Linked DNA regions of Homo sapiens: region 2 is linked to region 1. Evidence: chromatin loops called from intact Hi-C (ENCODE). Cell type or tissue: CD4-positive, alpha-beta T cell. All regions are shown on one strand. Each heading gives the region's core, and the rest is flanking DNA. Links, peaks and the distances in the headings are about the cores only. Region 1 overlaps USP24 (ubiquitin specific peptidase 24). Region 2 overlaps PRKAA2 (protein kinase AMP-activated catalytic subunit alpha 2).

What was found. A loop is a pair of places that touch in the nucleus more often than their neighbours do. Peaks named below come from ENCODE experiments on the same cell type or tissue, not always from the same donor. Only the 100,000 strongest peaks of a DNase experiment are listed, where the experiment ranks them.
Region 2: it touches region 1 in a loop (11-fold over the local background); 11 of 110 quality-filtered maps call a loop at or near these places.

The regions. Positions count from the first base shown.
Region 1 is chr1:55,138,041-55,143,434 of GRCh38, forward strand. USP24 (ubiquitin specific peptidase 24) reads right to left here. Exons shown (of 68, transcript NM_015306.3): 22 at 4,939-5,079; 23 at 4,702-4,755; 24 at 3,576-3,691; 25 at 904-970; 26 at 568-678. Among named protein-coding and RNA genes, the nearest start is that of USP24, 75 kb to the right of the region's middle. In CD4-positive, alpha-beta T cell, for the core only: CTCF peaks have their summits at 2,655 (motif pointing right) and 2,856; a DNase peak (open chromatin) is centred at 2,701; H3K27ac peaks cover 1,380 bases.
Region 2 is chr1:56,706,231-56,711,624 of GRCh38, forward strand. PRKAA2 (protein kinase AMP-activated catalytic subunit alpha 2) reads left to right here. Exons shown (of 9, transcript NM_006252.4): 9 at 1,245-5,394. The coding sequence ends at 1,483. Among named protein-coding and RNA genes, the nearest start is that of PRKAA2, 64 kb to the left of the region's middle. In CD4-positive, alpha-beta T cell, for the core only: CTCF peaks have their summits at 3,249 (motif pointing left) and 3,453; a DNase peak (open chromatin) is centred at 3,231.

The sequences.
Region 1 (5,394 bases), core at 217-5,216:
CCTGCCCTCGTGAGGCTTCCCTTCTGCTATAATTATGTTCCATTCTACACTCCACCTCCTCCCCATCAAGCGTGGAATGAGACCTCAAGCCCTTCTTCCACTGCAGCGTTGTCCACTCTTTCCCTTTCTCACTGTGCTCCCCTCACACCAGCCACCTTGCTTGCCTTTGTACCTGTTCTTCCATTTGCCTGGAATGTTCTCCCAAGCAAACGTCATTTACCCTGTCACTTTACTCAAGTTTGTGCTCAAATGTCACCACCTCAGAGAGACCTTCCCTGTCCATCTTTACCTAAAATATTTTGTGCATTCCCATCTTATCACCCTCCTCACCAATGTATCCTGCTTTACTCTTATTTGTTCTTTACAATACTTAACCACCGCTTGACATTATATAATATTTATTTATATATCTGCTTGTACCCCACAGTTTCATTTCAGGTCTTTATTCTACATTTGTTTACCAAACTACCTTTAGAATGATTATTCATGCAGCTAACTCAATCAAGACTGCTTTATGAAAATAATAAGACAACATGAAAATGGCTGTAGTTCTTAATGTAAACCTACCTCGACAGTGAAGGTATCTTTGGTAGACTCATAGGTAACATTAAGGGTTAAAAGATGTCCATGAAATGAGGCACCATGAGGTAGAATAGTTCGTGGAACAGAGTAAAAATCCTTAAAAAACGAATAAGTCAAGTCAGATGGACAGCACCACTGATAAACACATCAAAAATACATATCTATGTATATATGATGAATGAAGATGCTTTTTTAAGAAAAGAGAGGCTAACTGGGTGTGGTGGTGTGTGCTAAACTCCCAGCTGCTAGAAAGGCTGAGGTGGGAAGATCGCTTGAGTCCAGCCTAAGCAACATACATCTTAAAAAAAGGAAGTGGCTTACCTCTATAGTGATCACATAGCGCTCTGCCAGAAGCAGCAATCTCTCAATTATTACAAGTTTAGTAGATCTATAGATTAAAAAAAAAAAGTATTAAAATGTATTTGAAGTGTGATGATCTGAGCTCAGTTCTAGTCTGTTTCACCAAAACCACAATAACAGTTAGCACTCACTGGTCAAAGACTGAAATTTGCAAAGATTAAACTTCCCTTTTACCCAATGGGGAGGTGGTTCTACAAGCTCACAGCTGTAGCATACAGATGGAATAAGGGAGAAGCCTATACCTCCCCATGTTTCCTTTCCTTTTCTTTCTTCTTTTCATTTCTTTAAACAGTTATTCCATAAATGGAGGACCTGGGTTTCTAGGCCTATCTGTCCATTAATTTATCAAGAATGAAATGAGTGAGTCTGACTTTATCTTATAACTAAAATATGATATACAATTCTGTGAACACATGAAATCTGACAAAGTTCTGAACTGCCTGAGAATTAGAAGACAAATGCAAATCAGTAAGTACGACACAAACAAAAGTTGCTATCTAAAAATGAGATCTGAGGTCTCTTTTGGTTGAAGACTTATGGAATCTTACTTATCATTTGAAATAATCAGACTGCAATATTCATCAGCTTATATAGTCATAGCCCCATACTTTACTAAAAAGAACATTACATGTATTAACATTAAGAAATGAAAATCCAAGTCCCCTTAATTTAAACATTTTCTATTCCAGAGAGTCTAGATATTTCAAAGAGGTATATTTCTAAAACTGAAAAGAGGTACTACCATTTTTTAACAATTGGTCTGGTATGCTGATTAGCAGTACCAAAAATTTCACTCTAAAAACAGCTGGTTAAACACATTTTAGCAGTTCTATTAAATATACTTAACAGAGTTCTAAATTATTCCAGTCTATGGGCAAGAACTAGAACTTGAAATTCAGACGAAAAATTTTTAGAAAATATCTAAGTCCATAATAAGTGAGTGAACTATTTTTTAATTATGCCTCAATAATGAATTAAATCACAGACAGTATTATGAAATACTGTACAGATGACAGAAACCCCCCCCACCCCAAGTTGGAACAATTATGGATACTGAAAAGTTCTTTCCAAACTAGTGAAATGAGATAAACTACAATGTTCTGGTTCAAATTCGACTTTGAAGCTATATATTCTTATTAACCCTATTTAGAGTTTATAATATTTTAAAATTATTATGTGGTTTTCTCTGTAGTCCACCAAATATGAAATGATTCCGAATAAAAAGCACTTAGTAAAGAGAAAAAAACAAAAAGCATACTCATTTAAAGAAGTAGGAGTTTGGACATCCTAACCCAATAGCACATAAATATACTTACATTCGAATTTATCAGATAAATGAACCATTAAGGAACTGAGTCATAGAGATGGCTACATATTACAAACACATAATTGGGAATTCTTAATACACATTTTAAATGAAAGTCTATTTGAGAAATACTTCCAAGAATGTGGGAATGTGAAAGTCATGTTAGTGTTCTTATCATGAGTTGAATCTATCATTACTTCTGCCATTTAAAAAAGAAGTCTGAGAAAGCTGAGTTTATTGGCTTCCTTCATATTAACAAAGTACAGTGACACAATACTCAACTCATTTTAAAAAAGAAGAATGGAAGAAAGGACTCATTGCTTTGATTCCCCTTTTTAAAGGAAGGCTTTAACAAGCAAAGGAATATCCCGTTGTGAATAAGAATAGCCATTCTAGAGTAGAGAAAGACTCTATGAGTACCCATCACTAGAGGGCAGCAGCAGAGTGAGGTAGGGAGAGCAAGTCCTTCTCAGAGCACTCGCCAGTTTTCTGGGAAATAATGACGTGGTGTTGCTTACCAGCAGAGGCTCATAAAAAACCCACAAAAGTATTTTAGTTACTTCCATCTAATGTTCCAAATTATGCATGGTTTCTCCTATATCTCCTATTCATGAAATCTGAGTTTAGTGAAATCTGTTATCAGAGAACTACAGCAGACACTAAACTCAAGATTTCATCAATATCTGAAAACTCAAAAAACAGCAATGTGATTGAGACAATGTCAGTTTAAAGTTTTCACACAAACATTTGGGGATAAAGTTCTCACTAAAAATTATTTTGAAAAATACTTTTATTATTTGAATAATATTTTAGTGACTATGATTATAGTCACTAATCATATGCAAGCATAATGCATACTTTTAATTAATCATCTTCTACTTCATTCTGCTTACCCTATTAATGCCCTGAGTTTGACTATTCAAGGAGAAAAGCTATATCTAAGTAAATATTTTTAACTTGAAAAAAAGTAGTTTTCATACAATGTATGTGTATTGCATTCTAAACAGTAAGTTATTCATACTACATAGAATAAAAGTAAAATGAATCAAATAAAAACTAAAACAAGAAGACCTGTCCACCAGGTAGAAGGATAGGGACAGGGAAGTACTCGGGTGGTCCTGGTGATGACCTACACACAGAACTTCCAAAGAGGCACAGATTCAGGGATGTATGATGGGGAACATGTAATTCTCAGGATTATGACAGCTTGCAAAAATTATGATATAAAATGAGGAAATCAATAACTGAGAAACCTACATAAAAAACACCAATCATTTTAAAAAACTGACATATGTGTGTTGTGTATTTTTCACTTCTGATCACTTACCTATAAGGAGACTGAACTGAGGTTGCTACAGTTGGCATGGCAGTTGCTGTAAGCATTTTTGTTGCTCTGGTCACAGCATGTGTTAGAGTGGGGCCACCAAGTGCTGAACTGGCTGCCTAAAAAATACCAAACAGTCATTCTCTATCAGGGTTTCTCAACCTGGACTCTAGTGACATTCTGGACAGGATAATTTGCTGTTGCAGAGGGCTGTCCTGGGCATTCACTGTAGGATGTTTAACAGGATCCCTGGCCTCTACCTACTTAGGGACCAGTAGGATGCTTCTAGTTGGACAACCAAAAATGCCTCCAGATATTACCAAATGACCCCCAGAGGCAAAATAAGCCCCAGCTGAGAACTAGTGCCCTATATATGTTAACACTTACATGGGACCTCATAAGGGGTATTCGAATACTTGAATTTTTTTTATAATGACATATTTGGATAGAAGTCACAATTAGGGAAATACCGTACATATTCTAGCACATATTTATCACCAGAAAGCTTAACTTATTGGAATTGGGAGGCAGTAGCATTTTATGCTTTTGGAACATTTTTGCTTAGATGTAAAACTTAAGCATATCAACTGAATATGAATGTTTAAGGCTTTAACCGTCATGCTGGAAATAAAAGAGATACATGTGAGCTAGCATTACACAGCAGGCTTCTAATGGACAAAGACAACCAATACCACCTACTACTAACTGTCTTGCTGTGGCCTTTAATAACATTTATGGTATAACTAGGTGAAACATGAAGAAAAACAAAAAAAGAAGCAGTGCTTATATAAAATACCTGAACAGGAAAAGAAAAAAAAGAAAAAGATTCTATTACAAATATGGAATGTATAGGTGACCTATTTTCTGAAGATAGTTCCTATACTCCAAAAGGGGAGGAAGGTGGATGGAGTGGGGAAGACAGGTGGTGAGAGGGAGAAAGATTTCCTATAGAGTACACTTATATACTGGGCAAACATCTGTTCCCTATGCCACAATATGGTACTGTTGATAAATTCTTCAATAGGATCCAGCCACAAACATCAACATTATAAATTATCTAAAAATATAAAATTATGAAAGAAAAAAAGCATTTACCTCAAAGAGATGTTAAATAAAATTTGCTACTCACTTCTAATCTTGTGTAGCAATCAGCAATGAATTTCTTATGTAAAGATACTGAATCCTGAAAGAGTATATGGAAATTACAATTAGTCCTTGACATTTAGTTGTAATCATTATTCAGGACAAAATATCAAAATAAAGAAGCCAATTTTTGGTCATGCCAAGGATCACAGCTTATCACTAAAATATACATATAATTTTCTGCTTTTTTGTATATGGATAACTTCTTTCCTTAGATACCTACCTTCTTTAATCTAGGATTTAGATTAATGTAACTATAGTTTATGATTAGCTGAATAGCTTCATTAGCAATTTCTTCATCAGGTGATTCCATGGCTATTTTCCAAATGAAATCCATTCCTATCAATTCCAGCTTTTCTACATACTGTTCAAAAGAAAAAAAATTAAATTATAAAGCATATCAAGATCACAAAGTTACAAAATCACAGATAATTATTTTGTTACATCATGAGTCCACACCTCTTCAGTTCAATATGAATTAAGGCTGCAAAACCTCAGCTATATGAAAATAATATTATACTGATATGGAACTTTAAAAAGCAACCAACCACAGAAGCACTGGGCAAATTCCACGGGAACCAGGATAGGTACAGAGATATCTCTTCAGACATCCCTAGACCCAAACTGGACACACAGCCCAACAGGCTACTGAAGCAGAAATAGAGCAGGAGTGAGATGG
Region 2 (5,394 bases), core at 207-5,206, 1.6 Mb after region 1:
TGCATGCATGAGCTCTGAGAAGATAAAACTTGGCACTAGTTGACCAGATGTTAAAATCATCTCGAAGACATCCGGTGGGTAGGTCCTGCACTGGTTTTTAAGCAATCTAGACTTAACCAAAATGTAAGTGAAGTGAAAAGGATGAAAGACATGTTGAATACCTCTTACCTGGCATCTTTCCACAAGAAGTATCTCCGTGGCGTAAAAGAATCATTTGAAGTGTTGGCCGTGGAGCACAAGTAAGGAACAACAGGGAAGCAGGTTTTACTTTTCAAAATTAACTGACTTGTCAGATTCTTTGTCATATTTCTCCATTCATATTTTATTAGTTAGTATTATAGTGTCTAAACTTTCTCCTTCATCACCTTTCCTCATCCTGGGTGGCCAGGGCGACCAAATAGGTCTCCATTGGGATTTGGGTTGGATTTAGGTACCCATGGCAATCAAGGAGCCAAAGGCGTCAGGGAAAATTGTCATGTCCAAGAACTTAGTGTGTGCCAAGAATTAAACTTGGGTAAACCAAATCTGATTATTCATTTCAGAGGCCCAAGTGGGATAAAACCAGAATAAACTAAGGGTCAGGTGCTGGATGGAACAAGAATGGAACGGAGTTTAGAGTTAGGGAAGTTGTTTTAAACGAAGCATTTAAATTTTACTCTTGAACTACCATCAACTATGTATGGTAGTGTTTATATGGATCCCAGACCTGTTTCATCGAAATTACATGTTGTTGTTATTAAAACGCAGATCCCTGGGAACCACTCCAGACCTATTAAATCAGAATTTCTGGAGATTGGTCCTGGGAATCGTAGAAAATGCAGTTTTAACAAGATTTCTCTCACTTTGCCCTCCACCTCCCCAAGGCAATATATGATGGTGACTTTTGTTTTTACCTTAGTGATTTTTTTTGTTGATATGCTAGAAGAAAATAAGTTGTCAAGGATATGCTTTCTTCACATGCAGAGATATCAGTTTGATTCCAATATCAATGCCGATTACTCCAATTTGAGCAGGACTTAGGGGCCACATTTTGACTGTGTGCAAGTCTTGTGATTGGTAGCGATGTTTGTTATGATTGTTGGAAGGAAGAAGACTGTGTTTCTACAACACAGAAACATGACATTCATTATTAAGTTGCCCTTGCTCAGATGTGTTTACTTAATATTCTGAATATCATAAATTCATAGGAAGGGCTTGGGCATATATACTTTCCATATAAATTGCTCTTCTTTGGTCCATTTCAGATGAAGTAGTGGAGCAGAGATCTGGTTCCTCAACACCTCAGCGTTCCTGTTCTGCTGCTGGCTTACACAGACCAAGATCAAGTTTTGATTCCACAACTGCAGAGAGCCATTCACTTTCTGGCTCTCTCACTGGCTCTTTGACCGGAAGCACATTGTCTTCAGTTTCACCTCGCCTGGGCAGTCACACCATGGATTTTTTTGAAATGTGTGCCAGTCTGATTACTACTTTAGCCCGTTGATCTGTCTCTAGTTTCTTTCTGTTATTGCACTATGAAAATCAGTTATATTCTTTAAATTTTTATCTTACTTTTGGATAATATCCACTGCAATACTAATTGAGAAACATGAATTATTTCCAGGGGCACACAATGCTATTGAAATTACTGAAAACAAAATATCTGACATCTTATTTACTTGTAGAAATCTGTAATTCTATTGTGCCTATGATAAATTCACATAGGCAATATCTTTAATAGGTTAATATCAATGAAGATTTTTAATTACAATAATGAGTTCACTACAGACGATTAACACACCACACTGGCGAACCATCTCAATGTAAGGGTGGTTTGGCAACACCTCCTTGCTTTGCTGTTTGGTGTAGGTAAATCTAGTTTACTTCCTAAATTTCAGTAGGCTTTATGCTGTGTTTATGCCCCCAATTTATTTTAACAAAAGAAGATTAAAAAGTAAAAGAACCACGAGTAAGATATTATTTAAATGTTGAAATCTTAAAAACCTGCCTCCAAGATTTCAGAAGCCAAGTTTTTCTAACAGTATTTGTACAAATACTGCCTAGTGTATTCAACAGAAGGACTGTGGTCATGTAACAGGTAACCACAATTTTCAGGTTTCTTAAAAACAGCTGTAACTAACTCAGGATTTTTATCTTGAGATTTCCCTGAATAATATATTTATCTTAAGAGCCTTCAAGTTTCAAATTAATATTGGAACATCTGGAATTGCAACAACTTTTGTCTTTTACATAAACTTACGTCATTTAAAAAATGTCTTCAAAATCTACCTTTCTCAAATTCTTTTTGCCTCTATTTATTTTTGCATTTCACCAACAGTGATAAAATAGTTAAATGAAACAAAGCAAAGTATCAACAGTCCCTTAAATGAGAATCCTTATCTTTGATCTTTATTTTCTGTGTTAGGTGTTAGGGTCCTGGTGCAGCTCATAATGCTAATTCTTCATTGGAAGCCACTCCCTTCACCTCACCTCACCTAGTCACTATTGTCTTTGTTCATTGTTTGATCCTGAGTGGTTGATTGATATAGCTTTGAATCTTTTCTAGTCCAAGTTTGAAAACACTGTTCTGGCCCTAAGGGCTGGCTATGACCTTTACTGTTGAACCTGATAGGGCAGGGAAGCTTTGAACATCAAGAAAAAATTTTTATCTTAAATAAATAAATATATATATTCACACACCAGTGCTTTTAAGCAAAAACCAGTTTTTTTGTTTGTTTGTTTTGCTTTGTGCAGGTTTTCTTTAAGATTAAAAAAACACAAACTATAGCAGGGTAGATAATAGTTTATTGATTATATTTTGTTTTAGTAAAAGTATTTAATTTTAAATTCTGTGTAATTTATCTAATTTGTATTTATTCATTTGTTATTTTTATGTTGTAATTAACACTTATTTACCTGGATTACCCTAAAAAAATTAAGCTCTTGAAAACAAAAAAATGACATTACCTTGACAGGCTTCTCTTTGCCAAAAGTAATGTATGTTCTGCCAAGAAGCAAATGAGAATGTTAGACTAAGTTTCTCCTGTGTTAGTGGAAAACAAGTGTGTCTATCTTTAAATATTCTTTGAATCAGGAGTTTGCGTTGTGTCACATCATATGGCTTTGCAGATCTTTTAAAAACTGATGTTAAATAACTTATAAGTCCAACTTCTTAATATCAAGATAAATGAATAGTTCACCAATTTGGGAAGGAGGGCGGGTTGCAATTTGAGATAGTTTAAGGTTTAATTATTGAAAGACTGCCATCTTGTGGCACCAAAAGGTAATTTTTACATGATTATTTGTATAGTGATAAGCAGTCCTGCTGTGTTAGCCTGGTCCATTATAGATATGGCATAGTTTTGGGTTCTCTAAATGGGTCCATACCTCTTTTGGGAAAAAACAGGGCCACCTCATAATATTTGCCTGATTATGAATGGAATTACCTTAGAAATAAGGAACTAATCAGATTACTTAACCCCAATGACAAAATCCACAAAAATTTTGAAGGCAGAGAAACAGAAGGAATCCAGTGATGTTTTAGCTCCATTAGTCTAATAGGTCAGATATTAAAAAATTGTTCATATCAAAATTACCTTATATGGATTATTGCCATGTTTTTTGAGAGTTAATTATTTACTGTTTTCTAATTCTTGCCAGTATTTATGAACAGCTGTAGCTTGATATTTACCTACTGAATTTTAGGAGAACTAATGGTCACAGTTTGGGTTCTTTTATGTGTATGTTTTTAAAACAGCTATTTTGTGAATCTAGGTGGTTGGTTTTTAGAAGATTTCAGGAGATGCAGTCCAGCACAATTAGAGCTGGAACATTGTTACAGCAGGCTTTTTGTTGCTCATGGGCAGATAGAGGGAAAGAATCAGTTGTTAGCCCCAAATTTCCACATTTCAGTGTTGTAAACTCTGAATGTGATAGGTAGATGTGGGCTAAGAATAATTTCCTCCAGTGAAGACACGGGAGAAGAGCTTCTATTATGAGGTTATAGATAAGGCCTTAGTTATATCATGGAAATGGACTCCATGTAGTTCTAGAACTGCATTTCCCAAAGTATATCCTGTGAGATGCTCCACAGAAAAAATGATTGCATGGACTAAGTTTGAAAAATGTTGCATGCTACTCTTCCCCTCGAAGATGACAGTGGATGTCAGCATTAAAGACTTTGACAGGTCTTTCTGTGAAAAAAAGAAAGCCACATAACTTTGTTGAACTTTGCCCAAATTAATTTTTCATTTTAAAAAACTTAATAGCCCATGAAAAGCAAATTTGGGAAATACATTTTTTAGGAAAATACTGTCCCAGAATGCCATAATTAGGGTAGTTAATAATTAACACTTCCATTTCTCTTACTGGTTGTTGGGAGAATCTGATTGAAAATTAGAATTACTTTGTTTTAACTTGCAGACATGTTCATCGTGAGTGAATGCTGGATTAAATAGAATTTTCTGTGTCTGCAACTTGTTTCATGACACCTTGGTTTTCTTAATCATCTTGTATTATTATTTGAGTGCAACATTATTCTTATGCATGGGTGACTGAAAAACCTGAAACAAGATTACTTGTTAAAAAAAAGTCTAAGAGACTAATGACTCATGCTTATGGCTCAGTGGGTAATGAATCAGTGTCACTGATTCTTACTTTTAAAATGTGTAGTCAGTGAACATTTTCTAAATACTTTTCTTTGGGATACCATATGAAGATCTAATTCCTTATGTTTCAGTGTAGGAACAGCTACCTTCTCAAATAGAATATGCAGGGAGGGAAGTAGGCAAACCATTTACAAGTTGGGTTTTTGTTTTGATTAACCTGTTAAGAGACACTTTTGTAATCTCTAGTGTTTACATTCCTTTATACTAGCTATCTATAAAGAGAATCCAGAAGGCTAAATTAATCAGAAATAATTATATTTCTATGTCAGGGTATTGGCTATATGTAGCATGAACAATTCTCCATTTTCTGCAAATGGGTTTTTCAGGACAGTTTTATAATTCTGAGTTTGCTTTTTCTTATTCCCTAGACAGTTTGTACTCAGGGAATACAAATTGATTTTTACTGTTAAATGAGACATAGTTTAGAAAAAATCATAAGCAACTATTGTAGATTTTTGATCTGTTTGGATTTATCTGTAGCATTGAATAATGTGCAGTGTACTGAGTTAATGTAGGCACCTCACTTTGGATTTATAAAATGTAAAAACCTGGAACATGCCTGCCACAGACACCACTTTGTCTATTCACCGGGTACTAATTTACATCCTATTAATGGTTGTAAAAGCTGAGTGTCTAAATGCTAGACATGTTCACAATTTTGTCTGTTTTTGTTTATTTGTTTTTAAGACCCAAACCTTTTCAATCTTGCATTTATTTACTTGGTTCTCCTGTGTCACCCTGTGGCTTT